Regions from separate parts of the Homo sapiens genome. Here region 2 is linked to region 1. Evidence: read pairs that join two places in POLR2A ChIA-PET (ENCODE). Cell type or tissue: HepG2. All regions are shown on one strand. Each heading gives the region's core, and the rest is flanking DNA. Links, peaks and the distances in the headings are about the cores only.

What was found. Peaks named below come from ENCODE experiments on the same cell type or tissue, not always from the same donor. Only the 100,000 strongest peaks of a DNase experiment are listed, where the experiment ranks them.
Region 2: POLR2A ChIA-PET joins it to region 1 with 5 read pairs; 1 of 35 experiments calls an interaction of 5 or more read pairs at or near these places.

Annotation. Positions count from the first base shown.
Region 1 is chr9:98,200,479-98,207,201 of GRCh38, forward strand. It overlaps TBC1D2 (TBC1 domain family member 2), which reads right to left. Exons shown (of 13, transcript NM_001267571.2): 10 at 2,810-2,930; 11 at 1,001-1,186. Among named protein-coding and RNA genes, the nearest start is that of CORO2A, 11 kb to the left of the region's middle. RefSeq lists enhancers at 751-1,252, 898-947, 1,253-1,752, 2,376-2,876. In HepG2, for the core only: a CTCF peak has its summit at 5,411 (motif pointing right); DNase peaks (open chromatin) are centred at 4,383 and 5,433.
Region 2 is chr9:97,414,978-97,423,424 of GRCh38, forward strand. All of the region lies in intron 1 of TDRD7 (tudor domain containing 7), which reads left to right. Among named protein-coding and RNA genes, the nearest start is that of TDRD7, 7.1 kb to the left of the region's middle. In HepG2, for the core only: no CTCF peak of the experiment used is centred there; a DNase peak (open chromatin) is centred at 4,484.

The sequences.
Region 1 (6,723 bases), core at 1,724-6,723:
GGCTGCGGAAGTTGAGGCCTGGAGGCACAATGTGTGGGGATAGGCTCCAGGGGGCTGGGGGAGACTGAATACCCCGGCGGGGTGGTGGGGGGGCGGGGGAAGGGACGCACAGCTTGAAATCTGGGGATTTGGACAGAGTCCTGGCTCTAGCCTGTCTTGTCCCATGACTGTGGGTGAGGCACGGCCCCTGTTGAATCTCATGGAGTTAATCTGTATCTTTACGTGGGGCTTTGGCAAGAACCAGATGAAATGACAGGCCAGACACAGTGGCTCATGCCAGTAATTCCAGCACTTTGGAAGGCTGACACGGGTGGATCATCTGAGGTCAGGAGTTCGAGACCAGCCTGGCCAACATGATGAAACCCCATCTCTACTAAAAATACAAAAATTAGCCAGGTATGGTGTTGCATGCCTGTAATCCCAGCTACTCCGGAGGTTGAGGCAGGAGAACTGCTTGAACCTGGGAGGCAGAGGTTGCAGTGAGCGGAGATCGTGCCACTGCACTACAGCCTTGGTGACAGAGCAAGGCTCCATCTCAAAAAAAAAAAAAAAGAAAGAAAGAAATGAGAAATCTGTGGGTGCTTTGTAAACTGAGGTGTAAACTAGGGCTGAGTTGGGGGACCTGCCCAAGGTCTCTGGGCAAGGTCAGTACAGAGCTGGGTCCAGACCTGAGCTCCGATCTCTTAATCCAAGGTTTAGTCCAAACAGGAGGAAGAAAAGGAGGGCCCAGGTGACTAGGGGGCAAGGACAGCATAGGGATGTGCCTCTCTGATCATGCTCACACCTCCTCTCCACGGAAAGGAAATCCCCCAACTTCAGAGGCAGAACCACTACTTCTCATACATGCAAAGCATTTTGCAGTTGACAATGCTCTCAGGAGACGTTCAACAGCTCTGACAAGTAAGCATTGTCTTCCCATTCTCCAGGGGCAGAGTCAAGACGCAGATGGGTGAAGGGACTTGCTCAGGGGCCCCCTGCCCATCCCCTGGCTGCACCCTACCTTCGTCCCCTCGTACAGGAAGGCATCCCAGACCCGAAGGAGGATGTTGCTAATGAGACTGTCCGCAAAGACCACGAGGAACCAGTTGAAGGTGACGAGGGAGAGATCCACGTGGTGCTGCCCCAGATGGGCCATCAGCCTGGGCAGCTTCTCCGAGAGCAGGTCCTGGAGCACCCGCTGGTCCACCTGGAAGCCAGCGAGAGGGCCTGTCATCTGCAGCCCCAGCGTAGGGCTGCCTCCCTCCCTGCCCAGCCTTCCTACCCAGTCAGTCCACACACAATCCTGAAGCTGCTCTGGGCAGGTCCTTTCCTGCCCAGGAGACACCTCGGGGAGCCAGGGGCCAGTCTAGCTGGGAGTCAGGTACAGCATCATATCACTCCGCTGCTCCTAATATAGGCCAGAGTCCTCTGGACTGGGGCACTGGGCTCTGCAGTGGAGCCATGTGGGCTGGCACGTTCTCCGCCCGCTCACCCATCTGAATCCCTTGAGCCAAGCAGGAGGTCAGGGGCCAGCTGATCCTGCTGGCAGTTCAGAGACACTGGTCTCATGCCCAGGGGCCTTGGCGAAATGGAAGCTTTGTCTCTAGGCTTATATCAGCTGACAACCACAGCCCCTTCTCTATACCCAATTTGTGCCTGACACCTAAGATGCTAGGCGGATGTCTGGTCCAGGGACAGGTGTGTGTGGGAACGCATAATGTCCTGCCTCGCCGGACATCAAGGAATCTTCTCAAAACAGGGTGCTCCTGGCGACACTGGCCAGTGACCTCTTCTTGTGACCACTGTCATGCCTCCGTCCTTGTTTCACTGGATGGGTTAACCACTCTCAGCACTGGCTCCAAGACATGGTTCTTTCGTGGTTCTCCTCCTCCCTCTGTGATGACTCCATTTCAGTTTCCCCTTGCTTTTCCTGGAACTGCTCAGTCCTCTCCTCTCACTTATGTCCTCTTCCAGGCATTAGCGTCAGCTGTGGCAAACAGCCAGTAGCTCCCCTCCTCCCTCACCCAGAACCTTGGGTCATCTACCGAGGCCAAGTGTCCAGTTCAAAACCTAAGGTAACTCCCCAAGTCTAAGATGCCATTGACCTACTGAAGGATTTATGGATGAACTGATACAATGCCAGAAATTTACTTCAAGACAAAGCAGGAGGAGCGGATGGGAGTTCAGAAGAAATAACACTGGCTCCCTGGGTTGATAACTGAAGCCAGGTAATGGACACATGGAGGTTCATTATACTATTCCCTCTATCGTTTTGAATGTGGGAAATTTTCCATAATAAAATATGGAAAAAAGGGTCATATAACACACATCAATTTCAGAGATGTTAAGATGTAAAAATTAAATATGTACATTTCCTAACTTGCCTTGCAACTAGGGCAGCCATGAAATAGTTCTGACCAGTAAACTGCAAGTAGAAATTGCTGGGTCAGGGAGCCAGCTCCTGGTGTTCACCTTCTGCTTCTCCTGGCCTAGGCCATGCCCACAGTGCTGGAGGCGATGCAGCCATTTTGTGACCAGGAGGTGATGGGTGTGAGGATGAAGGCCACCTGCCAGAGATGGCAGAGCAGGGAGCTAGGAGCCTGAACCCTGCGGTACTGCCTTGTCATTCACTATCTGAGAATAATAATCCCCGATTGAAGCTGTTGTTAGGTTGGGCTTCTCTTCCATGCAGCCAAATGCACTCCCACAGTGCAGAGGGAGAAATGGAAGCCCGAGAGATTCCCAACTTTCCTGAGAGTCACAGGCTTCTAGGAACAGCTCTGGGGCACTGCCCTACATGGCTGCAAAGTCCCCTCCTGGCCCCACTTACCTGGGATGCCGTCAGCGTGTTGCAGTAGTAATCAGCGGGCATGATGGTCTCCACAATGGCCACCAGGCACCAGAAGGCGCTCTCCTCCTCCTCTAGGACCAGCAGGGCAATGGCCGCCAGCCTGGAGTAGTAGGGAAGGCCTGGAGTGATTACAGAAGCCGTGGCCCTGCCAGGCAGCACATGGCAGAGGTGGCTTCCTGGGTTCCAGGGGGAAAGTCCTTCCATGTGAGCATCAGTGCAATCCCACTCCCTAACCAGATTTGTGCTCCTGGCACCTGGGGTGAGATAAACGCTCTTTTGGGGAGGATGACCGGCGATTTCCAGAGCAATGGGGGTCACTTCAGAGCAGGGGCTCTGAAATCAGGCTGCTTGGGTAAATCCTGATCTTGTGGCTTCCTGGGTGACCTTGGGCAAGTTACTGAACCCCTGTAAGCCTCAGTCTCATAATAATCACAGGACTATTTTGAGGATGAACAGAGCTCATTCAGTGCCCCACACAGTGCCTGCCACACAGTGAGCTCTTTATAAATGTTAGCTATCCTCACCTTAGTATTCACAGGCTTTGAGACCTTGGCAAGTACACTAACCTCTCTGGGCCTTGGTTTCATGATCTGTAAAGTGAGATTAACAATATCTATCCCCCCGGGGCCAAGAGGCATCTTGAGACAGACCTACCTTGCCTCGCTCACTGCCTGGCATTTAGGAGGTGCTCAATGCACATAGCTTTTTTTCTCCTTTACTTCCCCTCCCCGCCAAGTTAGCATAAGGCTCTAATGAAATCATGGGTAAGAAACAAACAAAAACCCACAGGGCTGAGCAGGGAAGTCTTCCTGGGATAAGTACTGTTTTCTCTACTTCTCCCATCTTCCCTGGCAGCTCTCATCCCGGGCCAATCCAAGAAGTCATTTTCCAAAAATGTCTTCCAGGGACTACTGGTCTCCCAAGATGCTAGGTGAACACAAGGTTCTATATTCAAAGATATCTGGGGAATGCTGCCCATTCTAGCCCCTGAGAGGCTTATGACACACACTGTCTTAGTAAAGCCTCTGAGAAGTCCTGTGGTGACAAAACGCTGTGTGGCTGACTCTAACCCAGGGTCGCCCAGGGGGTCCACAGAGCCCCTGTTGTCCATTGCACCCATGGGGGCCTAGTAGAATGAATGTTCCTCAGAGGACCCTGGAGAGATGTCGCTTTAGAAAGCCTCTGACTCTCTGGTCATAACGAGCATTTAAGGAACACATTCCCTCATCCAGATATTTATGCTTCTTTGGGTTCTCTCTAGATTGGATTCATGACCTCCACCTTCTTTTGAGGCTCACAACTCTTAGAAACATGGTTGAATCTCAAAAGAAAAAAGAAATATCCCTTCTCTTTCCCCAGTAGATTGGGAAGGAATTTCTCCCAAATTTGGTTCAGATATTTGTACAAAACCTTCCTAAGTCGAAGCTGAGTGGATGAAGAGAACAGTCACAGGTCTCCTGGGAAATAGGAAGCTCCGTTCTCTCAGAGCTGGTGGGGAGGGACCTCCATAGGTCACTGAGTTCAAGGATAGCAAACGTGAGATACACTGGCCTCTATCCTTTTCGTCTGTGCCCAGGGCAGACATAACTAACTGATCATGGCAGCATTCCCTTTGTCTAAGCCCATGGTAGACATAAGTAATTGATCACAGTACTCTTTCCCACTGAGTCTGAAGGCTGCCTCAGAAACTCTCTCAGGACAGGGCTCCAGGTAGCTGCTTCCTACTGGTCATCTCTGGTCTAAACAAACTCCTTATTGCAGTGGTGGAAAAACCAAGGCTTAGAAAGCAGAAGTTACCTGCTCAACATTACATAGTCAGTTGGTGGCAGAGTGGAAACAGAACCCAGGGCTCCCAAAGTCTAGCCCAGTGCTCTCTCCACTCTATCCCACCCTGTTCCCCCTGAGCCTCAGAATGGCCTCAGTCTAGGGAGTTAGCTGCCAGCATTGGTTTAGACTTCAGCACATGTTAAAAACTCAGTTATCTGAGGCTGGTTGCTAGGGCTTACTAACTGCTCAGGTGTATGGCTGAATTCGAACCTAAGGCATTTAGGGCCCAGGTAGGCTTGCAAAGAAAGGAGTGTGTTGATGGGGGAAAAACAAACCACTTTTAGAGCACTGTACTTATTTTCATAGGTTTAAAACATTTGCTCTAAATTAGCATTAGACCATCACTAAACAAGCTGGATTTGTTGCCTTAGAGGCAGGGTCTGTCATCTTGAGACATCAAACATGCAGTTCCTTTTCTTTTCTTTTTTTGAGACAGAGACTCACTCTGTTGCCCAGGCTAGAGTGCAGTGGCATGATCATGGCTCACTGCAACCTCTGCCTCCTTATCACCTCAGCCTCCCGAGTAGCTAGAACTACAGGCATGTGCCACCACACTTGGCTAGGTTGTTAGGTTGTTTCTTGTTTTTCGTTTTTTTAATTTTTTGTATTTTTTGACAGGGCTTTGCCATGTTGTCCAGGCTGTCTCAAACTCCTGGGCTCAAGGGATCCACCCACCTCGGCCCCTCAAAATGCGGGAATTACAGGCGTGAGCCACGGCGCCGGGCCCACACATGCAGTTCTAATGGCTACCACTAGATGGCAAAGAAGACGTATCAGGGACCTGCAGGCTTGGGTTTAGAGCCTCCAAAAGAATACGTTGCACTTGCCACATTTGAACAGGCTTTCTATTATAAGTAACTTTCTCTTTTTTCGAGATGGAGTCTTGCTCTGTCACCAGGCTGGAGTGCAGTGGTGCGATCTCGGCTCACTGCAACCTCTGCCTCCCTGGTTCAAGTGATTCTCCTGCCTCAGCCTCCTGAGGCAGCTAATTGTTGTATTTTTAGTAGAGACAAGGTTTCACCATGTTGGCCAGGATGGTCTCGATCTTTTGACCTCGTGATCTGCCTGCCTCAGCCTCCCAAAGTGCTGGGATTACAGGCGTGAGCCACTGTGCCTGGCCTATTACAAGTAACTTTCTGTTTTAAGCAGTAAATATTTACATGAATACCAATTATCTGCATTTGCATATCAAATTTAAGTAAAAATGCTATTCAGAGAAAGATATTTTAGAAAACCCGTCTGGGGACCTTCCGCCTCTCTTGGCCTCAGTTGTCCCTTCTGCGCCTCTCTGTGGCCTGTGTGCTGCCTCCTTCCACACAGGGAGAAGCTTCTCTCCTCCTATGAGGCTTATCTCAAGTGCCCCTCCTGCCATAGGATTTTTCTCTGCCCCTTCAGCACAGGTTGAACTCCAAAAGCAGGTCTCGAGAAGGTTACATCCACATAGGGGAAAGGTTTCTGGGAGGCCTCAGCACAGCCTCTGACTACTGCTATTTGGAGAGAGAGCAGGTTGTAGAAAGGACTGGGTTTGGGGGCTGGGGGCGGGGGGCCAGGGTGAGCAGTTGGCTGGGTCAGCATTTGTGGTGAGACAACGGGCAGGTTCCTCAGCCTCTCAGACCCTCTCATGTCTCATCTGGGCATGGTGGCACCAGTGAAGGTTTTTGTGAGGATTAGATGCCATCAGGTGTTAAACACCTGGCATCCAAGAGGCCCCCATTATGCTTTACTTCCTACCTGGCTTTTGTGTGAAATGCAAAAATTATTATTCATTCTGATCTCATAGCTTCCAGCTCCCTTCACAGCTATTCTTAGAAGAGGCTTTGCAGGTTTTGTTTCTTCTGGATTTTAACATGTTCAAACAAATGAGAAGTACAGGGGCTTTTGTCAGACTGTTGAATGAATGAAATTTCTACAGACCTGACCTGTGGCAGACGTTTAGTGTGGCATGAAATCTGAACATATTTTCCAAGGAGGCTTCGACTGAGAGGCATTACTGTTGGAGTTTAACTCTTAATTCCCAGGAATTGTACATACACATGCTCAATTTCACCCAATTTTAGGCTGGAAAT
Region 2 (8,447 bases), core at 1,485-6,484, 790 kb before region 1:
ATGGGACTTTAAGTTCCCGCTGTTGCTAAAATAGTGTCTTCAAGGAGAAGGGCAGTTAGTTATTAGAAGTATATGCCCTAAAGAGATATCCAGATACTTCAAAATTGAACATCTAACTAAAAGAAGCTAAGAGAGATTACTTGGTGTTTTCAGTTTACCCTAATAATTCTTCTGATTTGTTTTAAGATTTAGTGCCACTCGACAACTTAAACTGATGACATGAAAAATGTAGTAAGGAAGATGAGCCAAATCATACAGTTGGAAATAGTTGAGCAAGAAGAAACTTAGAAAAGAGAAGGCATAGGATGGAAGCCAGACTAGCTCAGCTAAAGGCCTTTGACACCAGTAGTTAGAGGAAGCAGATAACATGCAAATGACTGAGCCAGGGAGGATCAATCAATGGTAGAAGGCGTTTATCTGGGATACACCAAAACCAGGTTCTTCAGAATAGGACTTCCTTGGGCCATTTTCAGGTATAGTAAAGAGAAAAGCTGTGAATTTACAAAATGCAGTTTTGAAGTAGAGTGAGAATTATTTTAGGCCACTTAAATTATTTAAATTTTGTTTCCCTAAAGATTGTCATCACTCCCCAACTCCCCACCCCACCTCATGTGCATTATTAGTGTCTTGGATAATTAAGATTAACTGGGTATAAGCGAAGAAAAAAAGGAAAGCACGAAAGCATAAAAAAGATAGTCTCAGCTACTCAGGAGGCTGAGGCGGGAGAATCACTTGAACCCGGCAGGCGGAGGTTGCAGTGAGCCAAGATTGCGCCACTGCACTCCAGTTGAAATTCCTATGATATACTTTCTTTTATGCTTCTAATGGATGATGTCTAAGATATTAAACTTTATTTTTATAGTTAGAACAAAGTATTCTTATATACCTTGAGAGTATAATTGCCATCTTCCGAAAGTTTCAAAAAAAAGTCATCATGAGCCACGTAACAAAACTCAGAGCATTTCCAAAGTGATATAGTTTAGAAAATAATGACGATTTTTTTTAAAGCTTACACTTTCTTTTTCGTTCACTGCCTGAAGTGATGTTGCTAATGTGGGAATTGAAATCAGACTGGCAAGTCGTGCATTTGAATACAATCACATTTAGCCTTCCAGGTTTTACTGCATTTAACTGCTTCTCACCAGCTTGGAGACCCACAGTCTTATACTCCAAGGGATTCCCCTTCCCTTCAAAAAGTTGTTTGCAAATAGAGAGTTATAGTCCTCCATGAAAGATAGCATACTTTAAAAAGGCAGGCAGGGGGAGGGAACTTAATTTACAGATTGCAACCATGTGGTCAAGCGTTGATTCTCAGTCTCCTCAAGTATGAGGCCATTTTTTGTAGCTTTAGAAAAATTTCGTGAAACCTCATACACTAGTAGTTGTGCTTGCAGTATCCATTGGTCAATTAAACATATAACTACCAAAAGCTGTTGTGAATTTAATATCAGTTTGTGTTTATGGATCCCAATAATATCTGCACACTCTGAAAAACAGGACTATAAGTACATGTGAGACATTTACTAATATTCAAGCCGTGCCTGCTGCTTGTCAGGATGTGTGGGCTCCTTGCAATCATGCTGCGGCCCTGACAGGGCCTAATCTGGCTCAGAGTGGACATGCTCAGAAATAATCTACTTGATGATTCTCAACCACAGTTTGGTGTTGCGATTGGCTGTCTCATTCAGTTTATAAGAATTGTTAACATTTGCAGATAATTTTTTAGTAACTTAAATTGGATTCAGAGTTATGCCTTTAATAGCTCACCTATGTTATGCTGTATTTTAGTGAGTAGGAGAGAAAAGGAGTGGTAGGTGGATGGAGAATTTCTTATTCATTCAACAAATATTTATTGAGCTCTCGGTGGGCTAGGCACTAGGGATTCAGCAATGAACAAAACAGACACAAATCCTTGCTTTCATGGAGCTTGCATTGAAGTTGGGGAGAAAGATAAAACCATTAAATGGAGAAGAATATTGGATGGTGATAAGTGCTAAGGAGAAAATCAGGGAAGCTGGCATCTCAGTTTTGATTTTGAATAGGGTGGCCAGAGAAGGCCTTACTGTGGAGGTGACAGTTGAGCACGTACTTTAGCTGAAGGAGGTAAGGCTGTGAGCCACATGTGCCCCTGGAGTCAATATGTCCCAGGTAGAGAGAATGGCAAGTACAAAAGCCCTGTTGTGAGGCCATCTCAGGCATGTTCAAGGAAAAGCATGGAGCCCAGGATGGGTGAATGAAAATAAAGAGAAGAGAGAACTTAGGGCAAAGAAGTGGGGGTTGCAGGTTATGCAGGGCCCTTTTTGGCTCTGTAAGGACTTGGCTTTTTGTCTGAGTTAACACAGGAAGCATTAGAGGGTTTTGAGTGACGTGATATAATAGTATATATTATATGAAAAGATCACTCAGGCTGATATGTGGAGAACAGATTCTAGGAGGTGAAGTGGAAGCAGAGAGACCAGCTAAGAGCCCAGCTGCTCTGCTCCAGGAAAGAGATGTTGCTGACACGGACTAGGACAACTGCCATGGAAGTGGTGAAGAGTGAAGGAATTGTAGACATCCGCCTTCCATCTTTATGTATCACATTGCTTGGGGGAGGATTGAGAACTAATACTGACCTCACTCATCTTACAGATAAAGAGAATGAGATCCAGGAGAAGGGGCTTATCCCAGGAAAATGAGTGAGCAGTGGCATTAAACTTGCGGAACACAAGTAAAAGGAGGCTCAGGCATAATCTTCTGCAATCCCCTGCCCTTCCCCCAAAACCAAATCAAAATATATCAATGGCCAGGTGTTAGCAACTTTACTATTGAAATATTTTAAAGTAGATTTTAACTGTGATAATATGTGCATTAAAAAGGGGGTGAAAGGCCAGGCACGGTGGCTCACACCTGTAATCCCAGCACTTTGGGAGGCCAAGGCAGGTGGATCGTGAGGTCAGGAGTTCAAGACCAGCCTGGCCAACATGGTGAAACCCCGTCCCTACTAAAAATACAAAAAGTAGCCAGGCATGGTGATGGGTGCCTGGAATCCCAGCTATTCAAGAGGCTGAGGCAGGAGAATTGCTTCAACCTAGGAGGCAGAGGTTGCAGTGAGCGGAGATCACGCCACTGCCCTCCAGCCTGGGTGACAGAGCAAGACTCTATCTGGGGGAAAAATAAAGGGGGAGTGAAAGTAGGAAGTATGTGTGTGGCATAAGCTTTTCTCAGGTCAGATTGAGAAATATAACTTAGAAAAAACAGTCTGACAATGCCAAGAAATCAAGGTGGGTAAATGTGAGGTTGGATAGGGTGGGAAAAGTGAAAAATAAGGATGAGCACTTCTGTGCCGTGCAGATTCACACTGGTATTTTATTTAATTTTCTTCCAAGAGTCTCGGGGCAAAGGATAGAACAATTAGGATGGAGGTCACGAGACATCTGCTATATAAAGGAGAAGACACATTTAAAGAGGGTGGGACTAGAGAAGCAAGCATTAGGCAAAGCTTCGTACCTCACTCTGCTCTGGCCGTTAAACAGGTCATGGGTGGGGACAAGAGGAAGACTCTACCTGAATGCCGCTCCTTAAAAAAAAAAATTGTGAAGTGCCCTTTTTGGGAGATCCCTGCTTGCAGCTGTTTCAGAGCAGAAATAAGGAAGATAGAAGGGACATTTCAGGGGCAGTGGTCTAAAATGGTTCTCCCAAGGGTGGAAGGAGTGGAAGGCTTTCGCAGAGGGCAACCTGTAGAACAAGCCTCTGATTAGACTCTAAGACAGGGCTGGACCTGTCCTTTCAAACCTGAATCACAGTGTTCTGTTAGGTTTTAGTAACAGGACACCCATTAGTAAAATGCATTTATCCGACATTTTTTCCCCATAAATTAATGGTTGCTGTCCACTCCTAATGTAGCTGAGAAAAGTAGACCACAGAGGGGAGGTGGCAGTGGAGCAGATGCTCTTTCCAAAATGAAGGGAAGGAGAATACCATGGAAACTCTATTCTTAAGGCAAAGGGTAAGGCCTTCTTACTGAAACTCTGGCAGGGGAATATAAAGTAGTCTGGCCAGGGAGGAGTCAGATATATTGAACAGTCTAATTTGAGTCGTTTACACTGGTCACACCCAGATGGATATTTTCCCTGGATGTGTGCTAACCACCTGACATTATATCTATATGTAATGCGTATGTAGCTGATAGCCAAGGCCCACTTAGGCATACGGATATACAAAGATGCAAAGCCCAGTTTCACTCAGAAGAGCTCTAGATGAACTGATGGGAGGGATTGGGTTTTGAAGGGAAGAAGAGCACATAGATGGGGAAGGTGGAGATCAGAAATGGATAGTCAGGGTGGATTGGCACTGAGGAGTAAGCAAGTGATGCTTTAGTATGTCCTCTTGCAAATTAAAACTTGGCCAGTCTCCACTGTTGCTTTTACTACTTGTGGAAATAACTGTATAGTAGTTCAGTGATCTTTGACTCATGAGTCATGAACCATTGTTAAACTATTTTCCGTGTCATCAGTTTACTATTCAGGACCCAAAATTCATACTTCAGCATTGACATCTGGCAACCGTGAAGTATAGGTCCCAAAGCTGTCCTCTTTCCTGCTCCCTGGCATTCATTCAGAGTGTGGACTTCAGAGGTAGTGGAGGTGTGCAGACTCTGCAGTTCTCTGTCTCTGCCATGAATTTCTATTGAGTATCTCCAGCTGTTCCATTGTCTTGGAATCCACACCAGCCCTGTGACTAAGTGGAGTCAGCTGTGGATTTCACACCACTGTTTTTTTCTTTTTTACTCTGCTTACCCTTTCTTTCCTGTCTTGTCTCCTGTTCTTAATTCTTCAGGGTTTGCTGGGTGTTTTTCCCAGTACCAGTAGACAGGGTGATATAATGGGAAAAGTGTGGCCTTTGGCATCAAACAGACCTGGATTGAAATCCTAGCTTATCTACATCCCGCGATATCTTAAGTATTTAACTTATCTGAACCTTGGTTTTCACATCTATAAGTTGAGGATAATAGCCTCCCAGCATTATTATAGATACTAGATTTTTAGAAAAGCCATTTCTCAGAATTTACATAAGAGAAATAAAAACATGTGCCTACCTAAATACTTGTACATGAATGATCAAGGCAACTTTATTTATAATATCTCAAAATTGGATGCAACCCAAATGTGTATCAACATTTGAATTGATAAACAAATTGTAGTATACCCATACAGTGGAATACTACTCATCAATAAAAAGGAATGAACTGAGTTAAATGCAGTAACATAGATGGAACACAAAGCACTAGGCAAAAATAATCCATAGTGACAGAAAGCAGATTGGTAGTTGCCAGGAGCCAGGGCAGTGTGTGTATGAACCAGAGAGGGCTGACCACAGAGAAGCATAGCTTAAAAGAACTTTTTTTTGGGGGGGGCGGGTGGGGGAGGGTGTGGTGGTTAAAGATATGCTGTACATGCAGTAAAAATCCCTCTTTATAGCCAATCACCTCCCCTTACCCCCAGCCCTTGGCAACCACTGATCTAATTTCTGTGTCTGTAGTTTCGCCTTTTCCAGAATGTTCACATAAATAGAATCATGTATGTAGCCTTTTGTGTCCAGCTTTTTCCTTTAGCATAATATAAGAGTCATGCATGTTTTATGTATCAACAGATTGTTCCTTTCTATTACTGAATAGTATTCCACTGTATGGCGCTACTAGTTTGGTTTATCTACTTACCTTTTGATAGACATTTTGATTGTTTCCAGTTTGGGGGGCAATTATAAATAATGCTGTTATATACACACACACGTTTCTGTGTGGACATATGTCATCATTTCTCTTGGGCAATAATGTAGGAGAGGACTGCTGGGTTATATAAGTGTATACTTTACTTTGTAAGAAATTGTCAAACTGGCCGGGGCAGTGGCTTATGTCTGTAATCCCAGCATTTTGGAAGGCCAGGGCGGGTGGATCACCTGAGGTCAGGAGTTCAAGGCCAGCCTGACCAATATGGTGAAACCCCATATCTACCAAAAATACAAAAAAATTAGCTGGGCGAGGTGGTGTGTGCCTGTAGTCCCAGCAACTCGGGAGGCTGAGACAGGAGAATTGCTTGAACCTGGGTGGCAGAGGTTGCAGTGAGCCGAGATCGGGCTACTGCACTCCAGCCTGGGCCACAGAGCTGGACTCTGTCTCAAAAAAAAAAAAAAAAAGAAATTGTCAAACTATTTTTCAAGGTACTATTTTGCATGCCCACCAGAAATGTATGAGAGTTCTAAATGCTCTGCTTTCTCATCAGCACTTCGTATTGTCAGTTTTTTAAAAAATTAAGCTGCTCTAATAGATGTGTAGTGATACTTCATTGTGAATTTAATTTGCATTTCCCTAATGACTAATGCTGTTGAGCATCTTTTCATGTGTTTTTTTGCCATCTTCATTTTTACTTTAGTGACATATGTATTCAGGTGTTTTGCACATTTTAAATTGGGATCTTTGTTTTATTATTGAGTTTTGAGTATTGTTTATATATGACTACCAACTTTACCACGTCTGTTATGAAAATATCTTCTCACAATCTGTGGCTTTTCATTTTTGAACAGCTTTTGGAAGAGCAGACATTTTAAATTTTGATGAGATCCAATTTGTCAATTTCTTCTTTTTTTCTTTTTGAGACAGGTTCTCACTCTGTCGCACCATGACGGCTCACTGCAGCCTCTCAGGTAGCTGGGACTACAGGCACGTGCGACTATGCCCAGCTTTTGTGTGTGTGTGTGTGTGTGTGTGTGTGTGTGTGTGTGTGTGTGTGAAGACGGAGTCTCACTATGTTGCCCAGGCGAGTCTCGAACTCCTGAGCTCAGGTGACCCATGTGCCTTGGTCTCCCAAAGTGCTGAAATTACAGACGTGAACCACCGTGCCCAGCCAATTTTTTCTTCTATGGTTCTCAAAAGTCTTTGCCTAACCCAAGGCCACAAAGATTTACTCCTGTGTATTTTTTAGAAGTTTTATACTATTAGCCTTTTCATTTAGGACCTAAATTATTTATTTTGAGTTAATTTTTTGTATATATAATATGAAGTTCATTATTTGCATATGAATGACCAGTTTTACTAGCACTGTTCATTGAACTTTCTTCATTGAATTTCCTTAGCATCTTTGTTAAAAATCAGTTTACTAGGCCGGAGGTGGCTCACACCTGTAATCCCAGCACTTTGGGAGGCTGAAGTGGGTGGATCACTTGAGGTCAGGAGTTTGAGACCAGCCTAGCCAACATGGCAAAACCCTGTCTCTACTAAAAATACAAAAAAATTAGCCAGGCATGGTGGCACATGCCTGTAATCCCAGCCAACTTGGGAGGCTGAGGCACAAGAATCACCTGAACCCAGGAGGCAGAGGTTACAGTGAGCCAAGATTGTGCCACTGCACTCCAGCCTGGGCAACAGATCAAGACCCTGTCTCAAAAAAAAAAATCAGTTTACCATATATGGGTTTATTTCTGGATTACATATTCTGTTCCATTGATCTATATGATTGTTCTTTTGATAATATTATACTATTTTGACTAATATAGCTTTATAGTAAATCTTGAAATCAGCCTTATTGCACTGGCTAGGACCTCCACTGTGATAATGAATGGGAGTGCTGAGCATGGGCATTCTTGCCCTGTTCCCAGTCTTAGGGAGACAGCACTCACTCTTTAGCTGTGAGTAATGATGTTAACTGTGGGTTTTTTCACAGATGGTCTTTATCAGGTTAAGGACTTCCCATTTTATTCTAATATTCTGAGAGTTTTTTATCATAAATACATTTTTTATTTTGTCAGCTGTCTTTTTTTCACCTATTGATATGATTGTGTTGTTTAATTTCCTTTAATCTGTTGATGTAGTAAGTTATATTGATTGACTTAATGAATATTGAACCATACCTGCATTCCTGGAATAAACTTTAACTGGTTATTATGTCTTATCCTTTTCACTAATTGTTGGATTTTATTTGCTAATGTTTTGTTAAGAATTTTTGCATTTATGTTCATGAGGGATATGGTCTGTACTTTTCATGCAGTGTCTTTGTATAGTTTTTGTATCAGCATAATGCTTGCCTCATAAAATGAGTTCAGAAATGTTCTCTTCCCTCTGTTTTCTGGGAGAATCTGTAAGAGTAGTATTGATTCTTCTATAAATGTTTGGTAGAATTTGCCAGTAAAGCAATCCGGGCTTCAGGTTTTCTTTGTGTGAAGATTTTTAACTGTAAATTCAAATTCTCTAATAGCTATAGGGATATTTGAGGGTTATTTATTTCTTCTTGAGTAAGCTTTGACATTTGTGTCTTTCAATAAATTTATCTATTTCATCTAAGCTACAAACTTACTGGCATAACTGTTTTATCATGTTCTCTTTTTAATGTCTGTAGGATCTGTATTGATGGCCCCTCTTTCAATCACATTATGGTAATTTGTGCCTTCTTTTTTTTTTTTCTATGTTTCTAGGA